3 separate regions of the Mus musculus genome follow, and regions 2 and 3 are each linked to region 1. The links are chromatin loops, found by intact Hi-C in ENCODE. Cell type or tissue: heart. All regions are shown on one strand. Each heading gives the region's core, and the rest is flanking DNA. Links, peaks and the distances in the headings are about the cores only.

The links. A loop is a pair of places that touch in the nucleus more often than their neighbours do. Peaks named below come from ENCODE experiments on the same cell type or tissue, not always from the same donor. Only the 100,000 strongest peaks of a DNase experiment are listed, where the experiment ranks them.
Region 2: a loop joins it to region 1, with 2.1 times the contacts of the local background. A loop is called at or near these places in 2 of 42 quality-filtered maps.
Region 3: it touches region 1 in a loop (8-fold over the local background); 12 of 42 quality-filtered maps call a loop at or near these places.

The regions. Positions count from the first base shown.
Region 1 is chr11:61,038,907-61,049,489 of GRCm38, forward strand. All of the region lies in intron 1 of Kcnj12 (potassium inwardly-rectifying channel, subfamily J, member 12), which reads left to right. Among named protein-coding and RNA genes, the nearest start is that of Kcnj12, 22 kb to the left of the region's middle. In heart, for the core only: CTCF peaks have their summits at 2,563 (motif pointing right) and 4,941 (motif pointing left); a DNase peak (open chromatin) is centred at 4,875; H3K4me3 peaks cover 462 bases; H3K27ac peaks cover 1,040 bases; H3K27me3 peaks cover 760 bases.
Region 2 is chr11:60,971,816-60,982,398 of GRCm38, forward strand. Gm35681 (a long non-coding RNA gene) reads left to right here and starts at 7,194. Exons shown (of 3, transcript XR_879910.1): 1 at 7,194-7,400. In heart, for the core only: CTCF peaks have their summits at 4,607 (motif pointing left) and 5,159; a DNase peak (open chromatin) is centred at 5,536.
Region 3 is chr11:60,946,574-60,957,156 of GRCm38, forward strand. It overlaps Map2k3 (mitogen-activated protein kinase kinase 3), which reads left to right. Exons shown (of 12, transcript NM_008928.5): 8 at 71-198; 9 at 538-615; 10 at 3,348-3,487; 11 at 4,585-4,630; 12 at 5,191-6,238. The coding sequence ends at 5,274. Among named protein-coding and RNA genes, the nearest start is that of Map2k3, 20 kb to the left of the region's middle. In heart, for the core only: a CTCF peak has its summit at 7,434 (motif pointing right); DNase peaks (open chromatin) are centred at 7,438 and 8,098; H3K27ac peaks cover 562 bases.

The DNA.
Region 1 (10,583 bases), core at 1,386-9,385:
ATCTACAGGAGGAGAAGACAGTATGGACAGTGCCTATGAATCCAATCCCAGTGGAAGCCCCCCCCCCCTGGGCTCTTTGATCCGAAGTAAGTTCTGCCCCACCAGGGTAGCAGAACTTACCTACACTACTTGGACAGAACTGTTCCTCGGGGACCAGGCCTATAACACCAAGTCCACGTGTCTCTGGCGTCTCTTGTGTCTTCTTTGTAAGTCTGCACCTCTTGTTCTCCATGTCCAGGCTTTCCAGCTCACCTCTACCCCAGCCATATCCTGGTCTCCTGGGCTCAGAAGCCTACAGAGTGGGAGCTTGAACTGTCTAGAACGTCGGTTCTTAACCTATGGATTGTGACCCCTTTGTGGGGGCAGGCAGATCTCTGTGACTTTCAGGCTAGACTGATTTACAGAGTGAATTCTGGGACAGCCAAGGCTACACAGACAAACCCTGTCTTGAAAAACAAAACAAACAAAACAAAAAAGAAAGAAAATAAACAAACAAGCCTGTTGGGGAACAGAATTTACATTATGATTTTTAAAAGTAGCCAGATTATAGTTATGAAGTAGCAACCAAAATAATTTTATGAGGGTTGTGGTGGGGCCACACCACGAGGAACTGAATTAAGGGGTTGCAGCCTTAGGAAGGCTGAGAACCACGGCTCTAGAAGCTCATGTGTGCTGACATACTGCATGTCCATCACAACCCTGCAAGACGCTAGTCCTTCAGTTCTCTAGTCCTTTGCCTAGGAGGCCACAGGCTCACAGAGGCTTGAAGGATTCTCTGAGGCCTCTGGTATTCTCTTGAGCCACGATTGAAGGGTCCAGCCCTCAGAGCCCAGGTTCAGGGCTCACAAAGTGTTCCCATGGTTGGCTACACCCCAGGACTAGCCTTGCATGACTCTGTCCATCCTTGGTGTCTCCCTGAATATGACCTGTTTCATATACTCTCTCCTGGAATGTCACCTTGTTTTTCATGGGCCCCTTCCCACTCCCTTAACCTCGGTGGCTTCTCCTTTGGTCAAGTTCTTCCCTTTGCTCCCATGTTCTTGCTATGGGCCCAGCACTGTCTGCTGGTCATTAATCCAGCTCAAGTACTGTAGTGCCCTGTGGGGTGTGATGGGAGCTGGTGGGCACAGGCTGGGAGGAGCTCTACCTTGTCATTTCACAGTTGACTTCTGGGTATTGTTCTGTTCAGGGCATTGGGCCCGAGTCCTTCAGTTCTCACTTCACAGATGAGGCCACAGCGGTCAGGGGTGTACAGGGCTTTACTTTCTGGGTCTGTCTCCACTGTTTTTGACTCTCAGAGATGGTTCACTGAAACCTATGACCCCTGCAATGTGGTTTCTCTAAGCTCAGAGCCATCGTCAGTGTGGACACTGCTAGTGACTAGTGACGGCCATTGCTGTCCTGCTTACTGCGTTGGAGTAGAGAAGGGGCTGAGGTCCAGGCCAGTAGTCTATTCCAGATCTCCAGTATCTGCAGGTCAGTTCCCTGTAACCCAGTTTCCTTGTCTGTAAATCTCTAAAAGTTCAATATCTCCCTCATACTGCTCCTTCCTTCCTTCCTTCCTTCCTTCCTTCCTTCCTTCCTTCTTTCCCTCCCTCCCCCCTCTCTCTCTCCCTCCCTCCCTCCCCCCTCTCTCTCCCTCCCTCCCTCTCTCTCTTTCTCTCTTTCTCTCTTTCTTTCTTTCTTTCTTTCTTTCTTTCTTTCTTTCTTTCTTTCTTCCTTCCTCCCTCCCTCCCTCCCTCCCTCCCTCCCTCCCTCCCTCCCTCTCTCTCTCTCTCTCTTTCTTTCTTTCTTTCTTTCTTTCTTTCTTTCTTTCTTTCTTTCTTTCTTTCTTTCTTCCTTTCTCTAACAGCCTTGGCTGTCCTGGAGCTCACTCAGTAGATCAAGCTGACCTCACTCACAGAGATCCATCTGCCTCTGCCTCGGGAGTGCTAGGAAAGGCCCGTGCCTGGCTCACACTGCTCTTTTAAGGCTTCAGTGTATTTGGTATCTGGGGACAAGGCTCTGGATTACTGTTTTGCAAATCTTCAGGGAGGCCCTGGTGTGCCTTCACATTGTTGGTGACTAAGAAGTCCACAGAGGAGTCCACACCAGAAGCTTGGCTGGAAGCTAAGTGTGGGAAGAAGACAGTAGGCAGGCTGCGGGCATTCTGGGAGGGATGGCCCTGCAAGAGCAGGAGGCGTGTGCTACAGGAGCAGGCGTGTGCTACAGGAGCAGGCGTCGTCAAGGGGGAACTCTCAGAAAATGTCCATCTGTTTCTCCAGAAACTTTTTACACCCTGTTAGGCCTACAGCAAAATATGTAGGCAGAAATGATGGCAGTTGGCATAAAGATGGTGATAGTTCTCTTTGCCAGGCTCAACACTAACCTCCTTATGAACCTGGAGGTCCTCACTACAATCATGCCCAATTTCGGCTTGGGGAAACTGAGGCAGGAGAGGTATAGCGAGCGACCTGCTAGAGATCTTTCTATGGCCAAGCAGCAGAGCGTGGAGTAAAAGCTGTGAACTAGCCCAGAGAGCATTTGGGGTTTGGTGTAGGTTGGGGAGTGGTTGGAATCTCTCCACGAGGTGGCAGAGTCATCTCCACAGTGTGCTCTGCCCTCCCTTGCTGTGTGGAACAGGAACAGCTAGGTTGTGGGCCTAAGTAGCCAGTCCCAGATGTCCACTGCTATACCTGGGCCTCTACCAGGTCTAGCTTGTAGCTACTCTAGAACCGTGGGAGGTAGACAGGAGCTGAAGTCATTCAGAGGTGCCCACTACAGTGATGGGGACTGCAAAACTCAGACTCCTTGTCTGTCAGAGCCCTGGGAGGAATCTTCAGCAGACAGGAAGACAGGCTGAGAGAGGGGTGACTGGGGACCTAAGGTTACACAGCCAAGGTATTCCAGGGTTGATCTCCAAAATGTGCTGCCTGCTCTGCCTCCTGCTCTGTGAACAGTGTGCATGATGGTCAGTCCTCATGTCTACCTTAGCCCTCAAAGACAGAGTTGGTGCCTCACAAACAAGGTGATTATGGCCCAGTAAGAGTGACCTGGCATTCCCATGCATCTCCACAGAGGCCCTCAGGGTGCTCTAGGGAGCATGTGGGGGCCTCGGTCCACTCTCTAAGCTAATGCTGCTTTGCAGGTCCCGTGCTAGCCTGGATGAGGGAGGGGCCTGTCTTTTGAGAATGGTAACTGTGATTACCACCTGAAGTTGCTGCTCTGACTTGGGGGTCCTGCATACTTTTGTCCTGGGTCTGGTAGTCACAGCTAACTAAGCTAGCCTCCAGGGCTGGTGGATGGGGTATTCAGAGGCACAGGGGTGGGCACCCTCCCTGGGTGTGACTTGGGCAGCAGTGCGCTGACCACCTTGAGCTATTCTCACATCCCTGGCACAGCTCCTTTGACGCTGCAATCAGGTGCTTTGGAGACTTTAGCCCTGGGGTCACAGTTGGGGGTGGGGGGGGGGTGGGTGTTATCCAGAGCCTGCATGGGAAGCACACTGTTCATCAAAGTCACGTGTCTACTTCCTCTCCTATCTGTGTGACCTCACAGCAAATCTCTAGCTCTCGGAGCCTCAGTTTCCTGGTCTTTAAAGTGTCCTAATGGCACCAACCCCTCAGAACTGAGCTAGAGAGGCTAAAGGACAGGACCTTAATGACACTGGCTCTAAAGCCACACGCTCTGACACTTACAATCTGTCTAGCTCTGAGTGAGTCCTTTGGCATCTCTGAATAGCAGTTTCCTCTTCTATCAAGGGAGGGTAGCTTCTGAATCTCCCTGCAGGCCGTGCTCTGCACGCAGGGTAGCAGTCTGGGGCCATTTCAATTACTGTGCTGAAGATTGCAGCCACGGGCTCTTGAGCAGTGGCTACCTCAGAAACCCCACTTCCTCAGACTGGAGAAGAGGCATTTCCCAGCTGTCGCTGGCAGACTGGAGGTTACAGCTGCCACTGTCTGCTGGGAGTGGCTCTCCGGAGGTCTCGTCCTGAGCACTCTTATCTGATGGAACATAAACAGCACGCAAGGTTTTCAAGCAAGGCTGGGGAAGTGTCTGCTCCCTGCCAGCCTCCTCGCCCAGCAGAGAGGCAGCTGAGGCTAGAAGCTGGGGGCAGACAGGAGATGGAAGCTCTCGTGAATAAATCACCACATGATCTGGGCTAATGCACTGGCTGTGGACAGCATGTGCAATTAGTGCGTTAATTGTCAGAGCTGGTGACTTTTGTGCAGGCACGGCCCAGCATGCCTGTGTTTACAGAGTGCCAAGTGCCTTCTGGGGCTCAGTAACCCTGAGAGCATGCCCCCTTCTCCTCCAGTAGCATTACCCTAGGACACTTAACCCCTGTTGGCTGTACCCGAGTGGGCTTTCCAAGCCTCTGAAAGGACTCTATACCTAGGGACTCAGCTAGGTCCACTTGGTCTGGGGCTGCTGGGATAAACCCCCACCCCCAATTCCCTTTTTTTTTTTCATGAAGCCTCTTTTTGGATTCCCCCCCCCTTTTTTTTCTTTTGAACCAAAGCTGTCCCAGACTAGCCAGATACTGCCTGTTGCCAAGGTGACCACACCATCTCTCTCCTACCCTGCAGCATCGCTTGGGTTGGGTGTGTGCATCTGCCCTACTGCCTAGCCCTGAACAAGGTGTATGTGTTCACGACCATGTGTACACACAAGAGCAGACACAGAGTCCCGGTGTGCACGGCACCACCAGCGTGAGCAGATCTGCTCATGCACATGCAAAAGCAGACAGATTGCACGCGTGTTGACAGTTGCACACAGATATGTTGACCTCTCTATGAGTCAAGAGCTGTTGGCTGTGCCAAGTGATTCTCAGGCTCCATCCCACAGCCTCTCTAGCACCACAGCTGCCTGCATGCACAGCTGTGGGGCGAGTGCACTAGCTTGTGGCAGCCCACAGTACTTACTATTAGGCCAGATCACAGCCCTTGACACCTATGGTACCCTGGAGGTCCCCTTAGGGTCTCCCTGGGCCTAGTGTCTGGTGCCCCCTTGGGGCCACTGGCTATGCTGCCACCCTGGCTCAAATTCCTTGTGTATGCTTCCCTGCCATCTTCTGAATAAGTTTCCCCGCTTCCAAGCCCTTGGCCTGATCTTGGGGAATGTTCTAGAAGAGCATGCACCATGCCTCAGGCCATGTGACAGTGAAGATGCTACATATATCAATGGCAGTGCATGCCATCTGCTGTGCACTCAAAGATGCCCTAGGCACTTAGCACAGAGCAATGCCATTAATGCTCCAATTGCTGTGGTTGAGAGGCAGTTTGCTTAGGTCCATTTTAAAGATGTGAACATTGGCTGGAGAGATGGCTCAGCTGGTAAAGAGCACTGGCTGTTCTTCCAGAGGTCCTGAGTTCAATTCCCAGCAACCATATGGTGGCTCACAGCCATCTGTAATGGGATCTGACGCTTTCTTCTGGCATGCACCATATATGCACATAGAAGACTCAGACATAGATTTTTTTTTAAAGAAAAGATCTGAAACCCAAGACAAAGGTTCATCACATATACTATGCCTTTGAGATGAAAGTGAGTGGCCTAGAGCAGGCTACAACCAGGAGCTGATGTAGAAAGGCCCTACCACCACCCCCAGCCCCCAGCCTAGCATCTTCCCTGAAAGGTGCAGCAGGTGGCAGGAGGGCAGGCAGGAGCAGCCTTATTCACTTGAGAGCCTCACCAGCTGCTCCAGAGGGTGTCCCATGGCTTCACCCAGACTCACAGCCCAGGTATGAACTGACCAGCCTGCTTAGAGCCAGGCGCCTCGGAATGGAGATTTCCCTTTCCCAGAAGTGACTGCCAAGGCTGTTGAGAGGCCAGAGCGAAGCTCTCACTCCCCTTGAGCCAAGCAGGATTGTTTCCTTGGGGCTTTCAGGACAGAGACCTGCTAGTGAAGCCCATGTTCCCTTCAGATTGACCACTTTCTTGAAGTCTAGGCTTATGGGCTGGGTCAGCAGGAGGGAAACACCAGGGCCTGAGGCACCAACTCAGGCACTTGGCAGCTCCTGCCTCCACGTGGCATCAGTTAGCTCCCTAACTGAGAGGCACACAGTCTGAGAAGGCTTCCTGTAGGAAGTGGTGCTAAGCCAAGCCTGTGGCACGGATTTCTGCCAGTGACTCTGGGTCTCTCTCCTTGCAGTTCTTGAGCCCCGGATCCCGACCCCTGCTATGCCAAGGCTGTGGGCACGGTGCTTGCCTCCTAAGCCTCAGGTTCTGTAAAAGGGTGGTGGCATCCTATAATACACTCTGAAAAGATGGCAGCGTGGTCAGTGGCCCTAAGGGGGCACCAGATCCTAGGCCCAGAGAGACCCTAGGAGGACCACTAGGGTGTCATAGCTGTCAAGGGCTGTGATCTGGCCTAATGGCCAGCACTGTGGGCTGCCACAAGCTGATGTAGTCACCACCCCGCTGTGTATGCAGGCAGCTGTGGTGCTGGAAGGGCTGCAGAAAGCTTAGTATTGAGGTTGGTGACAGGTAGAGCAGGAACAGTTTGAGGGGACCCACTTTTCACCTTTGAAGGGTGGGGTTCCCAGGTCTCATCTTTAACAGCAGTTGTCTAGAGCAGTACCATCGTGGCACTGGACAAAGTAACGCCGAGGGGACAGGTGCTTGTGACACCCCTTCCTTACCTTCTGTGGATCTCCCCACTTTCATGTTCTTTCCTGGTCCCCCCCCCCCAGCCTGGGAAGGACTTCGGGGGTGGAGATGAGCAAGCTAAACTCCAATTGTGGATTTGATCTGGGAGACTGAGCGTGGTTCATGTGTCCAAAGGCAGGGCACCAAGTTGCCCTCCCAATGGGCCCCTTCCTGCCCCACCCCCACCCCTTCTCATACTATGCACTGTGCAGTCCATCCTGGTCTCAGAGCCTTTGTTTGCTTTAGCATCTGCCTGGATGGAACCTCACTTCTTGTCTCTTAATTCTGGCTCTCTGCACCATGTGTGGCTATATAGCTCCTTCTGCGCCGTGCCTTCTGCACTGGTGGCCTTATTCTGAAATCCTCTCTCTCTCTCCCTCCCTCCCTCCCTGCCCCTCCCTCTCTCTCAGAAGCATCAAGAGGACAGAGTCTTTCCCTATTCATGATACACTATGCATAGGTCCAGTGCTTGTTTTCAGGGTCAACAGGGGAAGGGATGAGCCAACAGGGCACAGACGTGGGTCCTAGGCTATCCTGTGGGCTCACAGATTGGCTTTGGTCCCTACCCTTGCCTCTAGCAGTGTGCTGAACTGTTCGCAGGCTGGGTGCATTTGCCGTCCACTTATTCAGCAGGATGCTTTTGTTACAAAGGCCGCTGGGAGCTCTGCACTCCTTACTGAGATGGTATCGACTGGTGTGGGTAGGATCCTGCTGCTGCCTGGTGCTGCCTCAGCCAGCAGTGCTGGGGCAGGGGAGGAGCTCTGGGAAGGGCTACTCAGTCCCCCATAGCCAGAGCCACACACTTTACTGTCCTTTGGACCCAGAGCTTGGAAGCAGAGCAGTCGAGATAGATCCTGACAGGAAGTGGTTAGGTGAATTAGTTAACTTTTCTTGATGCTGTGACAAATGCCTATTAAAGGCAACTTCAAGGGGGAAGGACTCATTCTGGCTCACATTTGGAAAGTCTTCATCACAGTGGAGACTGTGGCAGGGGTGAGACAAGCGGTTACATGGGGTCTTCAGGCAGGAAGCACAGAGAGGATGCAGGTCCTCAGCTCTTTCCCCTTTCACTTAACCCAGGACTCCAGCCATTTGGCTGACGCTGCCTGTCTTCAGCATGGGTCTTCCCTCACGTTTCTAGAAACATCCTCATAGACACACCCAGAGGTGTGTTTCCATGGTGATTCTAAAACCAGCAACGTTGACAAGATTAACCACCACACCAGGTCACCTTTTTTTGTGTGTGGAAGGATTAAAGTGGGGAGAAACTTTGGGGTCGGCGGGCATGCTTAAATCGAAAGTTCTCATTTCTCTTGGCTTCTTGGAAGGCCAGCTAGCGGTATGGAAGAAGAGTCCTAGCAATTCTAGACACGGGTGAGGGTGTTCTGGGGACTAGGCAGATGTGTCTGAAAGAGGAGAGCTGAAGATGAGAGTACCTGTGAAAATGGACAGCCAGACAGGTGGTCAGCCAGACAGATTCTCCAAGGCTGGACAGAGGTCATGGAAAGAATGGCATGAAAAGAATCCAGCTGCTCTCTTAAATGCAACATCCAAGAGCATTATTGCCACAGGACAGAACCGACCTTCCCAACAGGCCTCACGTTGGAGCTCCTGAGGGGAGTCAGGCTCAGGCCTCATCCTCAGGGGAGGCCCTGGCCTGGCAGGGTAGCCTCGAAAAGCTAGGCTGGCCTGATCCTAGTGACAGAGGGGAGTCCAGGAGATAGGGGAATGAAGGTGGGTACTGAAGGACCTGTAGGTGTTAGAGAGAGACTAGAGAAGGTAGGGGACCTAGCAGCTGTTCCAAGAGTCACTTAGGCTGGGGTTTAACTACTTCGGTACATGAAGAAGGGGAAGCCAGGAAGCTCCATGTCACCGAGCAAGACGGGCCCCTCCCGGAGCCACTGCCTTCTCATCCTGTCAGCCTTTGTGATCTTGCCTTCTCCTCCATCTCTCCACCACGTTCAGTTTTAGCATACTACCTTTCAGATTTCCTGGGACACACCACGCCACTGCCCAGCCTCATGGCCTCTGCTGGCACGTCCAGTTCTGGGTATCTCTGTGTCTCGTTTTTTTCTGTCAATGCTGCTTGGCCACCCACCAGGAACTTTCTGGTGTACTGAGCAGAAGCAAAGTCCAGGGTACAAGGCCTGAGAGACAGGCAGGGTGCTTTGGAACGGAAAACTTGAAGGACTGAAAGGAGGAGGCATCTCTGAGCTTGAAGGATTCACTGAGCTCTGACCAGCAGAGAAGGGCATTGCACTGGGAAGAGCCTCTTGGAGACTGTGTCATGTGACTCATGAGACACTGCAAGTCCTGTGAGCCTCACTGGTATCTGGGCTCTAATTCTGTGCACTCTATTGAACACCTGAGCCCTTTCTTTTCTTTTTTTTTTTTTTTTTTTTTTTTTGGTTTTTCGAGACAGGGTTTCTCTGTATAGTCTTGGCTGTCCTGGGACTCACTTTGTAGACCAGGCTGGCCTCGAACTCAGAAATCCGCCTGTCTCTGCCTCCCAAGTGCTGGGATTAAAGGCGTGCGCCACCACCGCCCGTTTTTGTTTTTGTTTTTAAGATGGGTTTTCTTTTTTTAAAGATTTATTTATTCATTATATGTAAGTACACTGTAGCTGTCTTCAGACACTCCAGAAGAGGGAGTCAGATCTCGTTATGGATGGTTGTGAGCCACCATGTGGTTGCTGGGATTTGAACGCTGGACCTTTGGAAGAGCAGTCGGGTGCTCTTATTCACTGAGCCATCTCACCAGCCCGAGCCCTTTCTTTACAAAGAATATTTAACATTTGTTTTTTTTTAATTTGTACATATTTATGATATATTTTCATTTTATTCACTCACCACCACTACCCCCCTCTCAAGTTCTTGTCTTCTAAATGTTTATTATTATTATTATTAATCATCCCCAGTCCAGTTAGTTGCTTCTATGCACACTGGAGATAGACAACCTACCAGCAGACATATCTTCAAAAAGTGACGCTCCCTCCCTCAGCAGCTATATGAGACAGCCAGGCTGTGCCTCAAAGACATTTTATGGCTCTCCTCTGCATCCTTTGGCTCTTACATGTTTTCTGCCTCCTCTGGGACAAAGTTTCCTGACCTTGGATAGAGAAGTTCATACAGACATCCCATCTGTAACTGAGCGCTCACAGCTACTTATTGTCTTAGGTACTTTTCTACTGCTGGGAAGAGATTTGACCAAGGCAAATTAGAGAAGAAAGACTTTATTGGGCTTACAGTTTCAGAGGGTGAATCTATAACCATCAAGGCAGGGAGTATAGCAGCAGACAGGCAGGCATGACACTGGAGCAGTAGATGAGTGCTTATATCTTGAGATAAAACAAGGAGGCAGAGAGAGAGAGAGAGCGAGCAGGAGAGGGCTAGGGAGAGGGAGAAGGAGGGGGAGAAAGGGGGCAGGGGAGAGGAAGAGTAAGCCAGTCAGAGAGAATCATTTGAAATCTCAAAGCCTGTAACCAGTGACACACCTCTTCTAACAAGGCCACACCTCCTAATCCTTCCCAAAGAGTTCTATCAACTGAGACCAGGTATTCAAACATAAGCTTATAAAAGATATTCTAATTCAAACCATAACATTCTCCTCCCAGGCCTCCATAGGCTTTTGACTATATCATAATGCAACATGCATTTAGTCCAACCTCAAAAGTCCCCATAGTCTTTCACAGTGTAAAAGCACAAAGTCCAAAGTCTCTTCTGAGACTTAAGGTAATCTCCCAATTGTAATCCCTGTAAAATAAAAAAGCAAATTACATACTTGCAGCATACAATAGCACAGAATATACATTAGCATTCTGAGGGGGAGGGAGAGGGGCGTAGTGAGGAAATACCGGACTGTTTAATAACTCCTGTCTTCTGGGAGCAGAATTGTCCACTTATACAGGGCACCTCTGCTTAAACTCTTTCAAAAGATATTATCTACTTTAATTG
Region 2 (10,583 bases), core at 1,111-9,110, 67 kb before region 1:
CCATCATTGAATGTCTTATTGGTTATCACCTTTCTATGGGATGTTTTGGATCAGTTTCTTCCCTCCTTTTCTCCCTTCCTTCCTTTTTCTGAGACATGGTGTCCTTAGGGTTACTATAGCTGGGATGAAATACCATGACTAAAGCAACTTGGAGAAGATGGTTTATTTTATGTTTCCATATCATTGTTCAGAATCAAAGGAAGTCAGAGCAGGAACCTGGAGGCAGGAACTGATGCAGAGGTCATAGAGGGGTGCTGCTTACTGGACTGCGCTTCATGGCTTGCTTTCTTTTTTTTTTTTTTTTAATTAGGTATTTTCCTCGTTTACATTTTCAATGCTATCCCAAAGGTCCCCCATACCCACCCTTGCTTTCTTATAGAACCCAGTGCTGTAGGATCTTTGACCCCACTGGGAACCCTACACTTTCTTAATTGAGGTTCCCCCCTGGCAGATGACTTTATGTTGACATAAAACTATCCACCACACAAGGTCTCCCTATATAGCTTTGGCTAGCACGGAGCTCTGTATGTGGGTCAGGATGACCTTGAACTCAGAGATCAGCCTGCCTCTGTCTCCTGAGGGCTGACTAAGCTTTTCTTGATGTGAGGTAATTAAATGTCTTTATGATCATAGCAGTGTGGTTGAGAGATTATGTTACCTGCAACTGAACACTTTTGACTAGTAAACTATGAAACAGCGGACAATCCTAGAGTAAATGTAGCTATTTTCCATTGCTACAACATAACATGTGGGTGATACATACAAGAAAGGTTATTTAGCTAACAGCTTTAGAGGTTCAAGAGTATGCCATCTGGCATCGGCCTGGCGAGATGGCTCAGTGATTAAGAGCGCCGACTACTCTTCCGAAGGTCCCGAGTTCAAATCCCAACAACCACATGGTGGCTCACAACCATCCATAAGGAAATCTGATACACTCTTCTGGAGTGTCTGAGGACAGCTACAATGTACTTACATATAATAAATAAATCTTAAAAAAAAAAAAAAGAGTATGGCATCAATACCTGCTTGAGCCTGGTGAGGGTCCCTTAGCTGTCATATGGCAGATGTCTAGAAGCCAGAGTGGGAAGGGTCAACCTGATCCTTTATACCCAGACTCTCACAAATCTACCCAGGTCTCGAGAACTACAGTTTCCTACAGCTCCATCAACAATCAACAGCCTATTTTTTCAAGGTACCATCTCCCAATATAACCACACTGAGGACCAAGCCTCTAATAGATGAATGATATGTGGGTGGATGGGGATAAATACCATCTAAATAATGATGCATGCTTCTGCTTTTAGTGCTCCCACTCAGTGGTCCCACTCACCCTGCCCAGGTTTTATCCTTGTAAGGTCTCAAAACCAAGAAGACCTCCAGAAGGCCTACTCTAAGAACACCCCAGAAAGCTGGAGTGGCAACTCCCTCCTTTGGCACACAATTTTCCCAGTCTCTTCAGCCTTGGCACCAGTCTGTGGCAGAGTAAGGAGGGTCCTTATTCTCCTTTGTAGAACTGCACCCAAGTCCTAGAGATGTACCAGGCAAGGAACAGTTGCTTAATTAATATTTGAGAACTATACATCTTATTTTAGCATTCCTACCCTGCCCTCCCCAAAATAGGTTTAAAACAAAAACAAAAACTTATGCAATGAGATAAAGTTCTCACAAAGTAGATTGCTGACCCCTGCCGCACACCACCCACCACATATCTTCCTGGTTTTAAAGAGTCATATAGGAAATCAAGAAGCTAATTTTAAAAAAATTCTCTAAAATTCTAGTGGAGTTAATCGACCAACAAAAAGATAAGATATGATTGATACAGTCAATGAGATGTTACTTATCTTTAAAAAGAATGGAAATTCTGACCCAAGCCAACCATGCAAACAAATGCAATCAAATTCCACTCATAGAGACCCACGAAGGAATCAGACTCATGGAGACAGAAAGGAGAAGGGTGGAGCTTGGACTGGAGGAGGAGCTTTTGGGAGATGGGTTCAATAAGCCCAGAGTTTCAGTATAAGGAGGGAGCTCTAGAGATGAAGGCAGGGATGGCCACACAGCATTGTGACTACATCCAGGACCACAGCACCACATGTTCACAACAGTTAAGACAAGGGGCCAACTGTCATGTATATTTTATCCTAACTCAGTCTTTATACGCCACACACAGTATGGATATCCAAAAGAGTGTATGAAATGAATATCTATTTAAACCTAACTCCAAGATGAACCCCAGAGGTCCACCTCTTGCCTAAAGAAATAGTGTCCCATTGAAGCCCTGAGTCGACCCTCAACTTTCTTCCCACCTTACCCTCAAAAGTTCCCTCTTTAAACGCCAGATGGGTCATTTCTACTTCCTTTTACATTCTGCAGGCAGAGGATGCTGCCAATATCATGTCCTCTGTGGTTCCTTTACTCCACAAAGATTTTTGAGAGTGTTTTCCCCTTTCTCTCTCTCTCTCTCTTTCTTTTCTTTCTTTCTTTCTTTCTTTCTTTCTTTCTTTCTTTCTTTCTTTCTTTCTTTCTTTCTCTCTTTCTCTCTTTCTCCCTTCCTTCCTTCTTCCTCCTTTCCTTCCTTCCTCCTTCCCTCCCTTCCTCCTTTCTCCCCCCTTCTTGCTGTTTTCTGTTAAACTTATGCATATGCCATATCCTTGTGCTGTCTCATGTATTTTACAGTTAAATATAAATATGTAAAGTGCTAACTATGAAGATTGAGACCTTTGTAAAAACCTGACTGTTTTGATAGCCTCTGGGTAGAGATGCATAACAGTAGAGACAGAAGCCACTGTGCGCAGGTTGACAAGTTGGATGGTAACACAGCCGAATGTGCTCCTGGATAAAATGTGTCTTAAGTAGAGCAGAGAGCGCTACATAAAAACTAGAAAGAAAGCAAGGGAAAACACAAATCAGACTGATGGAAATCTCCCCCATCTCCTCTCCAATGTGTGCTGGCTCATTGAAGAAGGCGCATAAACAAGTCATTCTTTCACCAAGGAATCCCACTTTTAGGAAACAACCAGAGTTGTGCACTAAAATTCATATACAAGACACCCTTCACAGTCACGTCTGTAATCAGGAAAAAAATGGAAGTGACCTAAATGTTAAGCAGCAGGGGACAGCTCCAAGCATCAAAGTGCCTGAATTGTTCTCCAGAGACTGGTCTGGGGACGGGTTGGAATTTAGTTTCATATGAAAAAAAAAAAAAAAAAAAAAGCAGACAGTGCTCTGGTAGATTGCGTGCTGGAGGGCAGCATGGTGCAGCTGCTTTGACAAGCATTCTGATGGTCTCTTGGCTAGGCACATATGCATATATCGCACAACCAGAAAACGTAATCGCAGCCCTTAACCCAGTAGAAATAAAAGCGTGGGGCCGTGTGAACTCGGGGCTAAATGTTGCCTGTGGGTTTTATTTACATAAGCAAACAGGAAACAGCCGAAGCACCAGCAGCTGCTGAGTGAGTGGTGAGCACACTGGTATGCTGTGCTGTGGAAATAGCACTCAGCACTGAAAAGGAGGGGCCTCCGCACCTGTCTCCCAAGGGGTGCGATGAAGCTCTTCGCAGAGAACTGTGGTCCTGCTATGAAATCCCTCACACATGACATTTTTGAAAAAGGCAAACCATACAGGACACAAGTCAAGTTTGCCAGTGGGTAGGGATCACGTGCAAATGGTCAGAAGGTGCCTTCAGGGTGCAGGAAGTGCTCTATGTCATGACTGGGGTGATGTTCCCACAGCTTCAACTGTCCATTCAAATCCCTGTGGGGTCTTCTTGATAGGGGTACAGCTAGAGCACTCACCTCATGTGCAAGAGTCCTTGGGTTCAATCCCTATCACTACCAAAAAACAACCAAACCAAACCAAAAACCCAGCTAAGCTATGTTTTAAACAGTTTTAAAGTCAGTTATAAAGTGACACGGTTAGTGGGGCTCCAATTGTATGTGTGTGTTCCAGCGGGTATGCTCAGAAACTTTGTAATAACAAAGCCCACAGTTTTGATGATTGTTGGACCAGTCTTACCCTGTTGTAACTGACTGTCTGAGGCCTTACCCACATGTTGACCCTCACTTCCCTCTTGTGACTCAAAGGGTTTCCACAGTGACCCTTCGAGATAGTGGAGGGAGGCAGTGTCTGACCCCTCAACTGTCCTAGCCTGGAGTGTTTACTGAATTAAGTCACATGACCATGCCTCTCCAGCAGGAAGGCTGGGAGGTGCAGGAGAGATAGACAAACAGCTAACGCCATCTCTCCCTTCTTTCACTCCCTTCTCACTAATGCTGGCTCTCCCATTTCCTCAAAATCGCTTGTTTTGCTTACATATGACCTAGCTCTCTCTCTCTCTCTCTCTCTCTCTCTCTCTCTCTCTCTCTCTTTCTCTCTCTTCAAACCTGTTTCTGCCAGCCTTTTGCGACAGCCTCACCTGTGGGCTCCCTGCCCACAGCCTTCTGGCCTAATAGGCCTCTGTCCTTTCTAGGTAGCCCAGTAATACAATGGGTTGGGACCAGAGAGGCACTGGAATCACTTCCAATAGAACCTGTCTAGATACTCCAAATCCTGAGCCATTTGGGACGCCCTCTCCAGGCACAATCTGGCCACCCCATGAATCTCCCAGAGGCCTGCTGTGCTGCTTTGGGGAGGAAGCCACCTACTGGCGGTGTCTCCCAGAACCTCTGTGTGGGTTCAAGGAGAGATTCTTTCTTTCCATTTTGTTTTTCCATCTTTCCCTATGGAGAGAAAGATTTCCTACTTTCCCCAGCTGGTATCTTGTTTCTTAGAAGGGTGATGGTCTAATTTAATCCCACTTTAAGTTTCAAGTCATCATAAGCCAGGGCATGGGATCTACACTTCCGGTAGAACCTGAGGCCTCCTCTCCTCCAGGGTTGCTGTTTGCAGTAAATGCATCACACACACACATACACACACACACACACACACACACACACACACACACACACACACACACACACACACACACACACCCAGCATCCCGCCCCCTGCTTTGATTTCTCTGCCTTCTCAGTAAAGCCAAAGGCGGTCTGTGTGGAGCAGCAGGTGGGAGGCCACGCCCTTAATCCAACCTTTAGCTTGAGATACTGCCGCCCACTGGCAGAGTTTGCAGGGTTTAAGGTTCCAAGTGCTTGAACTGCTGAACTCTCTGTCCCTGGAAGGAAACTCGACGCTGCAGGGGTGCTCCCTGTTCCCACCCTCGTCTTTGTCCTAGATTTCTGACCTTCCTGATCCCTTTTGATTCCTTTTAAATGTCTTCCTTACAAGACTTGCTGAATGCAGCTAAGAGCTATAAGCACGAGTTCACCTAGTCCTCTCTGCCTCTGGGGCTAGGAACTCAAGGACTGAGTTGCCTTCTAGGTGACCACATGGCTGTGGGGTGGGCTTCGGCCATGCTTGGTCACTGTCCTGGCCAGCTCCACCACAGCCAGGCTGAGGTGTGACTGTGGGAATCCCGATGGCAGCGTTTCTCTGCTTAGCTCACTCTTGGCTTTGCTGGCTTGTGCTGTGTTGTCTTTTGCAGTGCTTGGTTGGTTCCCAGAGCCTTGCCACTGAAGGCCACTGAGCCACACCCCCTGAGGCCCTATCTAAGCAACACTAGAACAGGCTGCATTGACAAAGTCACCTTTGACTCATGTTGGAGAAGTTTGCTCTGTCCCTGCACAGTCCCCTGCAGCTGGGTGGGAATCTAGGACTGAGGATCTGGCTTCCTTCTCCTCTGGCTCACCAACCCCTTCCACCCTTGGGGTAGGAATACAGCTGCCTTACTGAGCAGCTGGACAGGCAAGGCAGAAGCCACCCTCCTGTAGTATGGAAAAGTTGGTGGCTCTTCCTTCCTCTCTCTGGGGCCAAGGTGATACTTTGCGCATTAAGCATCTAGTGCAAGAGGCTAGGAGCCATTAGAAGGTGCCTTTGGCCTGAGCATCTCTACAATATGTCACACATGAGCTATGTGTGTGTGTGTGTGTGTGTACATGGATGTGTGTGCCTGAGTGTAGATATGTACATCAGAAGTGTGCAGGTGCCTATGAAAGCAGAAGGTAGGATCTCCTATAACAGTAGTTATAGGTGGCTGTGGGTGCTGGGAACAAAACTCTAGCAGGAGCAGCAAGCATTCTTAACTTCTGAGCGACCTCTCCAGCCCCCTAATAGTGTTTTTGATGGTGTAACCCAAAGCGCTGGCAGAGTGTGTTAATCAGCCCCGGTCCTAGCTTCATACTTCTCTTCATATTCCAGATGGCTTTGCCCCCAATTAAAACAACTTACTAACTTGCAGAATGGGGATGTGTGGTTGTTGGAGTAGGTGTGGCCTTGTTGGAGGAAGCGTGTCATTGTGAGTGTGGGATTTAAGACCCTCATCCCAGCTGCCTGGAAGCCAGTTTCCTCCTAGTAGCCGTTGGAATAAGAGGTGGAACTCTCAGCAACTCCAGTGCCATTTCTGCCTGGACGCTGCCACGTTCCCACCTTGATGATAATGGACCAAATCTGAAACTGTAAGCCAGCCCCACTTAAATATTGTCCTTACAAGAGTTGCCTTGGTCATGGTGTCTGTTCACAGCAATAAAATCCTAATTAAGACAGCAGCCATATTGCAGTTTATCCGTGGTGAACGCTGCCATCCTTCCCACTGATACTCATGATCTAAGATCTTCTGATGTGTCAGGCCTTCTGTTCATTCTATTGGCACCACAGAGAACACCAGAGCCATAGTGTCTGTGCCTGGAAGGTTTGATGGAAGAAACAGGTAGGTGGTCAGACACAGGTCTTCCAAGGTGTCTGAAGTCAGTGAGGGGTTTGATCTATCAGACAGAAAGTTCATAATGTGCAGTGTGGATGGGAAACACATTTCAACATGCCTTTATAAATGCCAGTGGCTGTGGGCAACAGGGGCTGTCTCTCATTGAACCCTTGGTCCCTTGTGTGGTCTGTTAGCTCTGTTCCTAACAGCCATGTCACAGAGTAGGTGCAATTGTGTGTCTGAGGTGGATTTGGAATTAGAACTCAGCTGTGTTTGGTTTTTTGCAGCTGTCCCGGGCCACCTGGGCTTGACTCTCAAGTGTGAGCCATTCCCGAGTGAGCTGTGACCTCAGGTTCCCACACTGAAATGTGTGGGCAGGTAGGCTTGTCCTGATCAAAGCCTTCAACACATGAGAAAAAAATTCTCTAGACATCACATCCAAGACTTTAGCCCAGACCTAAGGGCAGGAGCAGGATCCTGCTGCCAGACTCTCCTGGCCAGGGGTATGGCTGAGCGCTTGTGGTCTGCCAGCCTTGCTTTCCTATCTGATGTGTTTGTTGCATGCCAGCTGCAGTGGGATGAGGCACTCGTCAGCTCCGTGGTGACTTGAATGAGAAATACCCCCCATCGGCTCAGTATTTGAACACTTGGCACCCAGTAGGTGGTACTGTTGGGGGGGGGGGCGGGTTATGGGAGGGGCAGCCTTGCTAGAGGAGTTACATCACTGAGGGAAGCCATCATAGCTTTGCTCCACTTCCAGTTTGCTCTTTCTTCTTTGTGTTTGTGCCTGAAGACGCGATCTCTGATTGTTTGTTCTGCCTGACACGTGTGTTGCCTCTCTGCCATTATGGACCTGTATCTCTCTGGAATTCCAAACCCAGATGAGCTCTTCCTTCTCTAAGTTGTCTTGGTCGTGGTGTTTAATCACAGCCATAGAGAAGTATTTAATGTGTCTGGAATGGAGAGTTCCCATCTGAGCCGAGTGCCTGTGGCCTGCCCCAGATGGAGGTACAGGGCTGGGGACAAATGACAGTGTCAGCAACAAGAGGACCAGGACTGGTGATTGGGCTTTTTTCTTAATTTCCATCCCTTAATTTTCATGATGAGAGTCTAGGGTTAGATATGCATTGAGCCTGTCTTGAAGGTGAGAAACTGAGGCAGAGAAAGGTGAGGTGGTCTGTCTAAGTTTGCACAATGAGTCAAGGTGCAAACCCTGGAAACCCATACCTGACATCCCAACATTGTAGGCTGAGGCAGAATCGCCAGTTCCTGGGCAGCCTAAGCTACATAAGGAGACTCTGTAATAAAGCAAAGAAAAATGAATGTGGCTTTGGAGGGGCCCTAACATCAGTGAGAGGTCCTGCTCACACACACCAAGTTGACCAGATTTGGGGGGCTGGGACGTGAGGCCACGGCACCATGCCAGCGGCTGTCAGCTGCTGTCTTGGAGCTGGGGAAACAGGAACAGTGAAGCTAAGCCATGTGCCCAGAGTCACATAGCTTGTAAGTTTCAGTGGCAGGAAGTGGCTGTAGCAGAACTCTGAAGACAAACATGCCAAAAACATCCCAAGTACCAGAGCCAGCCTGGGAAATGGGCTCCGAGTGACAGTGCAGCCATCTTTCCCTTCTGAGGGAACAATCTCAGAAACATGCATCTCTGAGGTTCCCTCTGACCTGGCCAGCAGAAGAGAGAAGACATTTGGGGTGGGGGTGATGGTGATGGTGGTAATCCGATCTTGCCTGATTTGGGGGAGATAAGAGTAAATGTGTGCTCACCCCACACAGGACATGGATAACAGGCCAAAACAGCGATGTCACTCAGATCCCACCTGGTGAATCAGAGGTTTATTGGGGTCACTAACAGGAGTATGAGTAAGGGGTTGAAAGGCCCATCCCTCCTGAGAACTCCCAGGAAACTTGGCAGGCTAGAGTGGTATCCCGTTCCTCCCCACCCCCAGTCCCCCAAGCCCTACCCCCTCCGCCCCCACCACCCCTTCCCCCAAGCAGCTCTGTGGGTGAGGGAGTCTGCTCACCTAGCACCTGCTTTTCTGATGGGGCCCTTGTGACTCTGTAAGGCCAGCTTTCCTGGGTTTGTTCATCTATTTTCCCTTTTCTCCTCAAGGAGGGCATGTCTTATTTTGGAGGAAGTTTCCTAGGTAGAGCCCCAGGAAGCCAAAAAAGAATGTCAGGTGGGTGCTCACTGGTCCCTTGGAGGGGCTGGGTTTCTCATCTGTCCCTAGCTGTAGAAACCCTGCTCTGTCTTACCTCCCAAGCCCTTACTGAGTGTTAAGCTCAGCTCTCAGGCTCCAGGTCTGGGAGGCAGGAAGACAAGTGCATGCTGGGCTGGGTACTCATCTCTCCAGCCAGCAAGCAAAAGGCTGGGGTTGGACTCTATAGGTCTTGCTATGGGATCTCTGCACCCTAGGTCTGATATTGCTTAGGAAACTAAGGTCCAGGGAACAGGAGGGACTTACCCTCTCTCCCAGCACTTGCACGTAAGAGCCATGGCTGACATCACCCGTTGCGTGGTTGAGGCCTGTGCCTTGCCTCCCTTCCGTCAGCCCACAGGAGCCCTGGGGATGGTAATGGCCTTTCCCTCAGAGGAGCTGTTCAGAGAGCAGATGTAGTAGAGCAGCTCCTAGTGTGGGCAGGCGCTTAGACAAAGTAAAGGTGTCACCAACCCAGGTGGCTGGGAACATTTATGCTTATGACAGTCCAGTGAGACAGATGGTTGGGAGTGGCCAGAGACCCTGAGCTGGGGACATGAGATGGTGGTATAAATAGATGGGTGGCCAGGCAGAGGTAGTCTGTAAGCTTCAAAAACTGGGTTCCCCTTGGGTGGGAAGGGCTGTTTGCCAGTGGCTTCCTTGGCTCTTATGGGCAAGCCACAACACTGGTGGCATGGGATAATGTGTGCTCATGTGGCCTGGAGCAGGACCAGCTTTTTCTTGTGTCAGGTGGGGTGGCAAAGTGGCCTGGGGGGAGGCGATGCCTCCGGTAGACATCAGCTGGGGGCCAGGAACTGCACTGGGCGACCACCCAGCTCCAGGGTTTTTATTACTTACTCCTAAGCCAATATTGGGGAAACTGAGGTACAGAGAGGTCATGGATTTGGCCAAAAGCCAAACAGCTAAGAAAGGACAGAGCTAGGATTTGAACCCAGGTCTCCTAGCCACAGATGCTATGAAAGTGGTCATGAGCGCATCAGCCTTTTGGGGACCTCCCTAACCTCTGACCTGTACCTCACTGGACCTCACTTCCTGTTACGCCTCCCTGTCAGTTCACCCGAGCCCCATCATGCATTCCCTTTGACTGGCCGAGGGACTCATGGTGCTCATCTGAAAATAGCCTCTACTTGACCAGATATCCGGGCCTCAGGCCAACTCAGGTGCCACTCCAGGCTCCCTATTCCATGATCTTGGAAGCATACAGGTTTTCCAGGTTCCTACTGGGAACTCCTGTGGAACCTCACCTTGGTCTTGGAAGTGCACCTTGTGGGGTGGGAAGGGATATCATCCCCCCCCTCCTTCAACCCTACCACACCACCCACCTTCCCTCAGGCTCTAAAGCTTCTTTAGGGATTCAGTGTACATCCTGACCCTCCCCCAGCATTCCTCGGGCCCTTCTTCTCCCTTTGATCTGTCTGCCTTGCTGCAGAAGGAGCTATTCATAGCCAAGATGATGCAAAATTTATAAAGTGTGGCTGGCAAGGCTGAAACCGCCCCCAGCGCATGGCACGCGGCCCCCCACCCCCACCCTGGAGGTTGGTTCTCCATGTGAGGGTGTATGTGAGAGTGAATGAGCGTGTGAAAGAGAGTGGGTGTGGAGGGGGGTTGGATT
Region 3 (10,583 bases), core at 2,584-10,583, 91 kb before region 1:
GGCCCACAGGGCACTGGAGAAGGTAGCATCCCATTTGGCATGGACTGAGAAAGGTCTGCTCTTCTTGTAGATGTGAAGCCATCCAATGTCCTCATCAACAAGGAAGGGCATGTGAAGATGTGCGACTTTGGCATCAGTGGCTACCTGGTGGACTCTGTGGCAAAGACAATGGATGCTGGCTGCAAGCCTTACATGGCCGTGAGTCAGGGCATCCCCGCAAGGTGGAGACCAGGACAAGATTTTGCCTCTGTGCAGTGGGCTGGCTATTTCCAGCCGTACCTCCAGTCTTAGAGACCCTGCCACCATTTACCTATACTCCATGATCCCTGTTTGGATGAACTTGTGTTCTCTGTTGTTAGGAACATGGGGATCCTTAAGACTGGTGGCCTGGGGGGAAGGCAGGGGTTGGCTCTCGCTCTTGCTGGCCTATATCATGCAGGCAGGAGAACCTAATGGTATTCTGTTTTGGTGTAGAAGAGAAAAGGTCTAATTGAGGGAGCCTTGTTGGGTGTTCAAGCCTTCTGGTCTTTCTTGCAGCCTGAGAGGATCAACCCTGAACTGAATCAGAAGGGCTACAATGTCAAGTCTGATGTCTGGAGCCTCGGCATCACCATGGTACGTCTGGGGCTGGGCTCAGCACTTGCTGGCCTGTTGGGATGGATGTCTGTCTGTATAGGGTCTGTGGGTTCCATCAAACATTTCTATATGAGTACAAGGATATCTGGGAGTTGTAGGACCCTTTCCTGACCATCATGATTGTTCTCTGTATCCTGTGATTTCAGCCTTTTCTCTAGAGCCACTGGTGTAGATCAGGAAATCCCAGGCAATGCTAAGCTTAGTTGTTGCCGTGCAAGTAAATCAAGAAGGCAAACTCTTAGCTGGGCATGATGGCACCTTCCTGTGATATGATTCCTATGGTAGCATCCTTTTTAAATGGTTATCCTCAGCTTCATAATAAATTAGAGGGTAGCTTGGCCTTCATGAGACCTTGTCTCAATATCCTTCCCAACACTCAAAAACAAAACAAAAAAAACCAAAACAGTGCCTGGTCCCCCCCTAAATAGGAACCTATTGCTGTAGGTTCCTTTTGTGTTTCTCTAGGTTCAGTAGCATGAGGCTGTAGATCCTGGCTTGTGGAGGCTGAAAGGACCCTTGGTTTGGAGGGAGGAGCAGGGCCCAGACCATTAGGATTGAGTTGGATCAGACAAAGCTAAGTCCAGGTGTGGGGATGGACTTTTTTGCCTTCTAGAACTGCCTGGCCGAGAGCTCCGATGCACCTATTAATGTGATAAAACAATAACCAATGACCAAAAGGGACTTGGGGAGGAAAGGGTTTATTTTGGCTTACAGCTTTCCAGTTGCACCCCTTTACTAAGGGGAATCCGGGCAAGAACTGAAGCAGAAGCCACGAGGAGTGCTACTTCCTGGCTTGCTCAGCCTGCTTTGTTACATTACCCAAGATCACCAGCCCAAAGGTTGGGTTGAGTGTCTATGGTGAGCTGGGGTATCCTACATCAATTGAGAGAATGCACAGGCTTGCCCACAGGCCAGTCTGTGGGGGGGGGGGGGGAACGACACACGGGACACACCTGTTTTCAGTTGAGGCTCCCTTTTCCCAAATGACTTTAGCTTGTGTAGCGTTGACACAAAACTAGCCAGCAAAATGTTACAGTCAAGTTAAACTCTTTGAAGATGGGGACACTTCTGTACTGAACACATGTGAGAAAATGATATAGCAAGAATAGTCTATCTTCCGTTGCAAAGATATTTAACAGAAAGGGACATTCTGACCGTCAGGAGTCACAGTTACCAAGATATGCTGTCCACTTTCTTCGTTCCTCCTGCCTAAATGTTTTGAGACTGTCCAAGTTCCCATGATTGATCTCATGACTATTGGGGAAGACATTTTGTTATTTTTAAAGAGGCTTTATCTTGAAGGCAGGGTTTTACAGTAGGGTTTTCAGGCCCCAGGAACAGGAGCAAGGCTTGGACTGTCTTCTAGGACCTCTTCCTCCAGGTTCACCACTTATGTTTATCCTTGGCCCAACATTTCCACTTAAAATGCTGCAACGGTACGGTTCAGTGCATCCCTCTTGCCCTGGGAGCTCTGGGCACACAAATTTCCTGTGTCTCAGAATACAAGGGAGTTACCTTGCACAGACACAGGTCACACTCTGAACCAAGAAGGCCCTGAGTGGTGTCACCATCTCCACTGCTGTCTCTGACGCTCAGTCATTATAGGGGGCTGGCTCCCGGGGGGTCCTGTGATAGGTAAACTGTCTTATATGTCTTTGTGTTGAGTTAGTTTTTATTTATCTTTTTCTAAACTCTTTAAAAAAAATCATCAGGCTGAGCAGGGTAATGTATACCTTTAATACCAAGAGGCAGAGACAGAGGCAGGTAGATCTCTGAGTTCAAGGCCAGCCTGGTCTACAGAGTCAGTTCCAGGACAGCCAGAGCTACACAGAGAAACCCTGTCTGGAAAAGCCAAAAACAGACAAGATGTTTGAGGTCCATACTCTGGTGCTTTTTGGTTAGGTATATGGGTGCTACTGAGCTTTCTCTTGCAGTCTGCAGAAAGGTCCTGCAGTAGATTCTGGAAATGCTGCATGCAGTTCTGTCCTGTGGGCGGGCACACATGTGACACACACTGTCTTCCCATTCATGCTGTTCCCACGTTGGTTGGAAAGGCATGGAACCTGACAGGAAAGTCCCTCATCAGAATAGTTTCTAGTGCTCTATGTAGGGCCAGTTGCAGTTGCTATAGAGGTCTCCTCCATTCCTTATGGTGGTCACAGCCTGTCACTGAGGCCTTCCACTGCACCCGTCAGGAGGTATCCATGCAGGAGTCCGCCACTCCCTGTTGGCCTAACTAGTAAAAACAACAGCTGGATAGGTGGCCCTGGATATTGAAGTCTGTGTTGGGGAGGTACTGAAGAGGAAGTAGCTGGGCCAACAGGGGCTTAGGACTGGACCCAGTGAGGTACTTTGATTACTGCCACCTTATGGGAAAGGTGTATGTGGCTGCCACTCCTCATGTTTGACACGCTGTCTGGAACCCAAGTTGTTAAATACAAATCATCCAATTTTAGAGTGTTTGAAAAAAAAATTTAAAAAACCAGTAAGGGTTAAACCCAGCCCAGGGTGAGCCTTAGTCTGAGCTAGGTCTGCCAGTCCAGTCAGAGGAGCTTCAGTAGTTAGTTGGCCTGCTGCTTGGTATGAGGGCAGTCAGTGTCAGCCCTCATACCAAGGCCTGGCCTGGGGTGCTGGGGAATTATGGGTAAAATCCCTTCCTCATCATGCTTCTGGGTACCAAATGAACCTGCTGACTGCTGTCCCTACTTCAGATCGAGATGGCCATTCTGCGATTCCCTTATGAGTCTTGGGGCACACCGTTCCAGCAGCTGAAGCAGGTGGTGGAGGAGCCATCCCCACAGCTCCCAGCGGACCAGTTCTCCCCTGAGTTTGTGGACTTCACTAGCCAGTGGTGAGTATCTGGGCTGTGTCCCCTCCTTCTGCAGCAAGATAACCCTTGAGCCACCTGGTATCAGAAGGCAGGAGGTAAAGCTAGTTCCAGCACGAGTAAAAGGTTTTAGTCCCAGTGGTAGCTTTTAGTTCTAGTCTTTGCAGAAAAGGATGAATCAGGTAGCCCCAAAGAGTAGAGGGATTTTGTGTGTGTATGTGTGTGTGTGTGTGTGTGTGTGTGTGTGTGTGTGTGTGTGTTTGTGTGTAGTAACATATATTATGGAACATTAAAATGCATAATGAAGTTGCTTTTTTGTTGTTTAGAAGTTTTTACTGAATTACAGAAAGTTCATAGAGGTTTTAGAAAAGTCATGTTTTTGATCCAGGCAGTGGTGGTGCACATCTTTAATCCCAGCGCTTGAGAGGCAGAGAAAGGATCTCTGTAAGTTAGAGGACAGCCAGGGCTATACAGAGAAACCCTGTCTCAAAAAAAAAAAAAAAAAAAAAAAGATGTTTGAAGTTACAAAAGAGTAAGAAAAGCAGTTATACAGACGAGCTCTCTAACCATAATTAAATAACTGCATGGAAAGTAAAAGTATTCTTATAACTCTTGGGTTATAAGAGAGATTTAGAAAATACATTTTTAAGAGGAAACTAGTGAGAGCAAACCAATGTTTTGCATGTTTGGCCCAGAGATGCTCAGAGGACAAGTCAAAGCCTCTCAGCAGAAAACAAGAAAAGCTGCAGGCCCAGGAGACCAGTAACAAAGTCATTGATTAGTTTGCCTCTTGTTGGTTGGACTTTATGTTCCGGAACCAATGACTGGAGTCCTCCCTTCTGATAAAGGATAATCTAGTCTGTGGTTTTGGCAGAGCATGTTGGGGTTGGTGCCACAGACCTAGCCTGGGTCACTATAGAGACCACTGGTCTCCAAGAGGCAGGGAAAGTTGCTGCAAGACTATAGAGTTAGTACCCACGGACCCCAAGCCACTTGGCGAGACTCCCAGACAGTTTGCTCCATCTCTGAGCCCCAGGAGTGTGCTGCTCAATGGGGGCAAGCCCAGCCTGTCTGGATTCGCTTCCTCCGTGTGAGCCTGTCTTCACTGCCCTCTTTCCTAGCCTAAGGAAGAACCCTGCAGAGCGCATGAGCTACCTGGAGCTGATGGTGAGTGTGCACGAGAAGTACCTGCCCTGTCCCCTGTGCTGTGTAGTGGCTGGGTGGGGCTGGGTGGGACTGTCTGGAAGAGGGTTGCACTCCAGGGTAGAGAGGTAGCTCTTCTGCCTGGCCCTTGCATGTGCTTGTGTAGTTTCACCTTCACCCATGCCTGTACCCCAGGCCTTGTGGAAAGGTGCACGGGGCTGTGACAGTGGGGCACAGGAGTCACTGTGGCATCAGGGAAGGCTTCCTAGAGGAGATGCCATTTGAGCTGAGCCTGGAAGGATGGGTATGGGCTCTTTGCTAATGAAGGAAGGGTAGAGGGTCTGGTAGGGCAGAGGTCTGGTACCCTTGAGGAAAGAGATGTTTGTGTGGCAGGAGGGACTCTTGTAGGAGGGTGAGGCAGAGTCACAAGCTTTGATGGTTTTGGAGGGCTTCGAGGGGCAGCGGTCCTGGATGGACCAGCAGGAGTTGGCCAGGTAGGAGGGGCATGAAAAGAGGGAACCTCTCCTTTATACTTTCTCCTGTGCCCCTTCACCCCTAGAAATTGTACCTCTCTTTCCTACCAGGAACACCCATTCTTCACCTTGCACAAAACTAAGAAGACAGACATTGCTGCCTTTGTGAAGGAGATCCTGGGAGAGGATTCATAGGGACTGGCCCAGGACCCCACTGGTCTGCCAGCATCCATACATCCGTGCTGGGGCAGCACTTACCTACAGCCATAAGCTACTGCCATTCTGTTCCTGGGCATTTGAGAAATTAAGGGGTTGTTCCTGTCGGTCTCTGCAACTAGCTGTCCCAAGTGCCAAAGAACCAGACCTCAGGGGCTCCCAGCCAGGCCATATGTGCCCCACAGTGCCTCTGCTGTTGCTGCTCCCAGGGTCTCAGGCCTCTACCCAAGGGATGAATCTGACAGGGCCTGTGTACCCCGGCAAACGCTGTCGCTTCTGAAGAGCAGGCAGCTGGTGTCTCTCTGGACAGGCCATAGCCTTGGTACTGTCCTGGATGCCATGCAGGTTGTATATATATTTTAAATCACAACTGAATGAATGGACTTCGTACACTGTGGCCTGGATCAGGGACATCTCTATCCTGTCTCAGGTGCTGAGGACACACTATGGGGATGAATCTCCTAAGACTTTCCTGAGAGACGTACTGAGCTTCCCAAGGCCTTCCCCCCAGCACTGGCCAATGGTCTCTGAGGGACACACTGTCCTCAGACAGCCTCTGGTTACCACCTTTAGTGGTATCTGCCTTTCCCTTTGAACTATTATTCCTGTTGCCTTTTGCTTTGTGGGTATTGCTGGGTTTTCTTGCATGGTTTGGAGCTGACCACTTAACCCTGGGTGCCAGCAGGCTCACAGCCGCCCAGTGCTCGGACTGGAGTCTGCAAGGATGGCTCAAGCTCTTGGCTCAAAGCCACGAGGGAGCTGTAACAACTCTCCAGGTGTGACCAGCTCTTGGAAGCTAATAGGTTTACTTTGGTGGTGTTTTTAAAAAAAAAGAAGAAAATCTATTTTTGTGAAGAAAGGCCTGCCTCTTCCAGCCTTTTCCTGGGCAGGAACCTATTGCTGTTTTAATTAAAAAAAAAAAAAAAAATCGTGTGAGACTGACTGTGGCAAGCCTGCTCTTTCTTGGGGAGTTGTGGAGCCCTAGGCGGAATCCTTACTCTGGGACCATGCCGGGACAATATAGCTAGGGCCTGGAGGCTGCCAGCCCACCAGGGCCTCAGACTTGGCCACAGGCCACAGGTGCTCTCAAGGTGCTGGGCTGAGGTGCTTCATTCCATGGCCACCTAGGCTAGGCCCCTGTAGAGGCAACCTGACTCACTCATCCAAGTGATGGTCCCCGAAGTAGAGATGACCGGGTAGGAAGCAGCAGGCTCCACATTGTTTGCACTGCTATCTCAGCTGTAAGCTGAGAGAATGTGCCCAGAGAGCTCCCTAACACGTAGTCAGAGCCAGCTGAGGCCGAGGGCAGGTAGTGATGCCTACAAGAAGGCTCTGAGGATGCGACTTGGTATAAATGCCCTTGGTAGGTCAGCATGGCTCTGTGCTTCTTGAGCTGTTGCCTGGAAGACTTGCATAGGCCCCGTTACCCCTGTTCTCCTGTAAGCAGGAATGTGTCATCTCAGGCACTGGTGGATTCAGGACAATATCCTAAAGGACCTGTGTCCATACACTACTCTATGAGGTCATCAGGATCTAGTGACTGCTTCTCCTAGCTTGACAAACACAGGCACTCAGCCACAGTTCTCTGGAGGGTTACTCCTGGCTAGGAAGGACTCATGTGCTCATGCCCAAGTCAGAAGACTGGAGTGTAACTTCAGGCACAGGTGGGCCATGGGGAGAGTCAGCCCACACAGTTTGACAGCAGGGCCTTGGTGTGCCTGGGAGAGTCCAGAACCCATGGGGCCTCTGTCACCACTCTTCCTTCACCTCTGTGCAGTAGTTTCCCAGGTTCACAGTTTCACGGAGCCTCTCGCCTTTAGACATAGGTTGGTTCTTTCCCCCAAGATCTGTGTTGGTGGGTCCTGTCTCAGGATGGCATGATTTAAAAGAATGGCCCACCAGTCCCAACGCCATCAGGACACATGTGCCCTGCTACTGTATTCCTGTAAGAGGAAACTGCCAATCCTTAAAGGGACTTGGTTAACTTTCGTTGAAGAATAACATAAAGGTAGAACCAATGTCTGGCCGTGAGTACCCACAGGCTAAAGTGGGCGGGCGTTTCTTCTTGCGCATGCGCAGGTTCTTCTTTGCAGTAGTCTAGGTTGCGGCCAGATCGCCTTTTCCCTGGCCGCCAGGAGGCGGCAAAGCCTGGACCTAGTCCTGCCCTGCAAGCCTCTGTAGATTCTGCAGGGTACAGTGCTGTTCACACAGGGCTGAGGGAGCCGGCTTTGTAGCTGGCAAACCATTCCACTTCTAGAGTGCAGCGCGCTTTACAGAGTGTCCCGCGGCTGACCAGACAGGCTCTGTAGAACAGATAACAATTTGCAATTCTCCACCACGTGGGGCTCCAAAGGACTTAATAATTCACTTTGCTGAAATTTGCCTAGTGCCTCACAGCACATTCCTCTTTATAGTGCTGCAAATAGTGGTTTCGGTCCTTTTACTGTTTGGAAACCTTAGCCCACCATCCAGTGTGCAGATCACATTGACATTTCAAAGCATGGCCCCATGGCTACAGCGAAGGTCCCACCCCAGGCTCCTTGCTTAGTGGCAGGCCCCTCTTGTTCCTATTAACACTTCTTGAGTCAGGGCCAGGAGATTAGGAACCTAACAGGGCCCTACAGAGTACCCGTTGTCTCTGTTTCCCATCAGGCAGCGGCTGGAACCAGCAGGCATCTCTAGTCTTGGAGTTAATGTCTCTGGACTGATGGACACAGAGGCCTTTCTGTTTCAGGCGTTGCACAAGAGCCCTCAAACAGCACAAACACTACAGATAGATAGGCCTGTCCTAGAATGGCTTCTGGAGGACACGTGGCACTTACAGGACACCCCTTCCTGGAGGTCAGGGCTGGCAGCTTTGGTTCAATATCAGCATTGTTGCCTCCCTCAGAATTGTGCTGCAGCTCCTGCCTCAAAACTTCCCTGTAACAGTCAGCGCTGACCATTGGCTCACCCAGGAGACGAACCTCTAAGCATGACAGTGATGGAGTTTCTAGACTGGTCTCCCTGAGGTGGGACGACCTCACTCTGAATTCGGGTGGCACCATTCTATGGTGCAGTTTCCTGGACTGGATGAAGAGGAAGATGAGGTAGCAGTGTCTGTCTCCTGTTGCCTCTTGACCATGGATGCACCATCTCAAGCTCTGGCCACTGTGCCTTTCCTGCCATGATGAGCTGTACCCTCAAATGGACCAAAGGTTAAACCCTCCTCCTTTAAACTATCCTGTCAGGCACTTTGTTACCGTAATGAGAAAAATAGCTATTACCTTCCAGGTGACCTACCCATCGTAGCTGGCCCTGCTACCACCCCCGCCGCCTGGCTTTTTATTTTTGTGTCATTCTCTCCTTCCCCAGTACTTTGCCCTGAGATGGTCTGCTCAGAGACCACCTCCCCAAAGAATCTACATCATTCCCTTAGTTGTTATCTGTCAACATTTCTGTTCCTTCTCTGCCTCTGGGACTGGACCAGGAGGGTCTGATTGCTCTGAGCCTGGGTCAGGCAGGGCTTGCGTGAGGCCTGGAAGGCAGGATGTGGGACACAAGACCTAGATGAAGGTAAGGTCCCTACAGAACTATGAAGTCTAGGCAGCCCTTATGTGGCGCCAGCCCCACTCTGACATCCTATGGTGTTGTCCTGCAACCCAGGACAATCCCGTTCTGTGCTGGGGACTGGGCTACTAGGCCAGGAGAAGACTTTTTTTCACCTGGTTATGTGGCTGCTAGCCCCACCTCCCTGCATCTCCCCCTCCCCCCCCCCCCAAGCTGTGAGAGCTGCCTGGCTCCCTCTTTTCTATCTCAAGCAGTTTCCCTGTTTTATTTTTCGAGCAAGGCTTTACCTAGGCAGCAGGATCCAGGTTGCCCCATCTGCCAGCCGGAAGGTAAGAGTGGATGCCTAAGACTCTCCCCAGCCACTCATACCCATGGAAACTCCAGCATCTGCTTTGTCTTTACACTGTCCCCTACCCCTGCCAGGGAGGTCACTCCATGAAGACAGCCTTTCTAGAGGGTCCTGGTTTGTCTTCTGTCCCCATTCTGCTTCCCAAGGCCCACAACATGAGGGCCATGTGCACACTCTGGCCTGTGAAGCCATTGCTTCACTAGCTCGTGGAAGCACACGGGAGGGTATGCATTTGCACTAGTCTTACATTTGGTAGAGTACCCCCTAGCTTCAAGCTCTGGGCAGCAGGCAATAAGGCATTCCAGAAGCTCACAGAGGCTCAGAAGGGTTCTGGGCACTTGAGATAGCAGAACCAGGCAGGACCCAGAAATCAGATGTCCACATGACCCAAGCTCTGCGCCATTGCAACTGGGTTACCTACCAAGCCAGGTTTCGTTAGCCACAGTCGCCCTCTGTGGTACAGAGGGAGCCATGGACTACTGTTTCTTTTGAGTACCAACTTGACTTGGGGAGGTGGCAGTGGCTGCCATCTCGGGTTGGGTATGGAGCAGTTGCTTTGTACATTCACTTCCCAAACCCTCCTTCTATGGTACTCTACTGTCCTTGGCTCCTCCGGGAAATGGAATCTCTACAGCAGGGGGAGGGGGCATTGTCTGTGCTCTCTGCAGGGCTTGGCACATGGTCTTTGTTGTCTGAGCACCTACTGTGCAGCAGGCAACATTGTAGCCCCAGAGAGAAAGAGCCAGCCCGGAGCCTGCACTATGTGACTGCTATCCACCTATCTTGTCACTCCCCAGGGAGAAACATCTGGTTACATTCAGTTAATTAATGTGATCATTATAACTAATGAAGCTCAGTTACAAACCAGTCATTCCATTTGATTAATTGAATTATTTAAATTGAATTTAAACGATCCCAGGTGGGAGGACACTTACTGGCACCGGGAGGACATGGAACTGAAGGACAGGTGGCACTGGTCCCCATGAGCTGCACAGAGTAGGCTTGATTTTCAAGGAAGCATTTGGAGCAGGAGACATGTGACAAGATTGCTTTGTGCCTTGTCCCTTATCTCAGCCAGGTGACACAGATTTGCCTTCAGAGCTCTACTCTTTGCCCCTTATTCTCAATCCCCAGGACAGACAGCCCTTTGCCAATGTCTCACCTCCCTGTCCAGATACTCTAGCTCCCCCAATTCCAGGATTCACAGCATCTGAACCCTCTCAGTGTCCTAGCCATGATCTACACACGCAGCTCACCCTATTCTGTAGCTCTGTTTCACCCTCTTCCTTCCCACCTAACTCTTCCATGCTAGCTGACTTGGGAAAGTCCCTGCAGGTCTGTGATTCTGCGCTGGGGCATACTGCCAGCATGGGCTTCCCAGCAGCGGAGC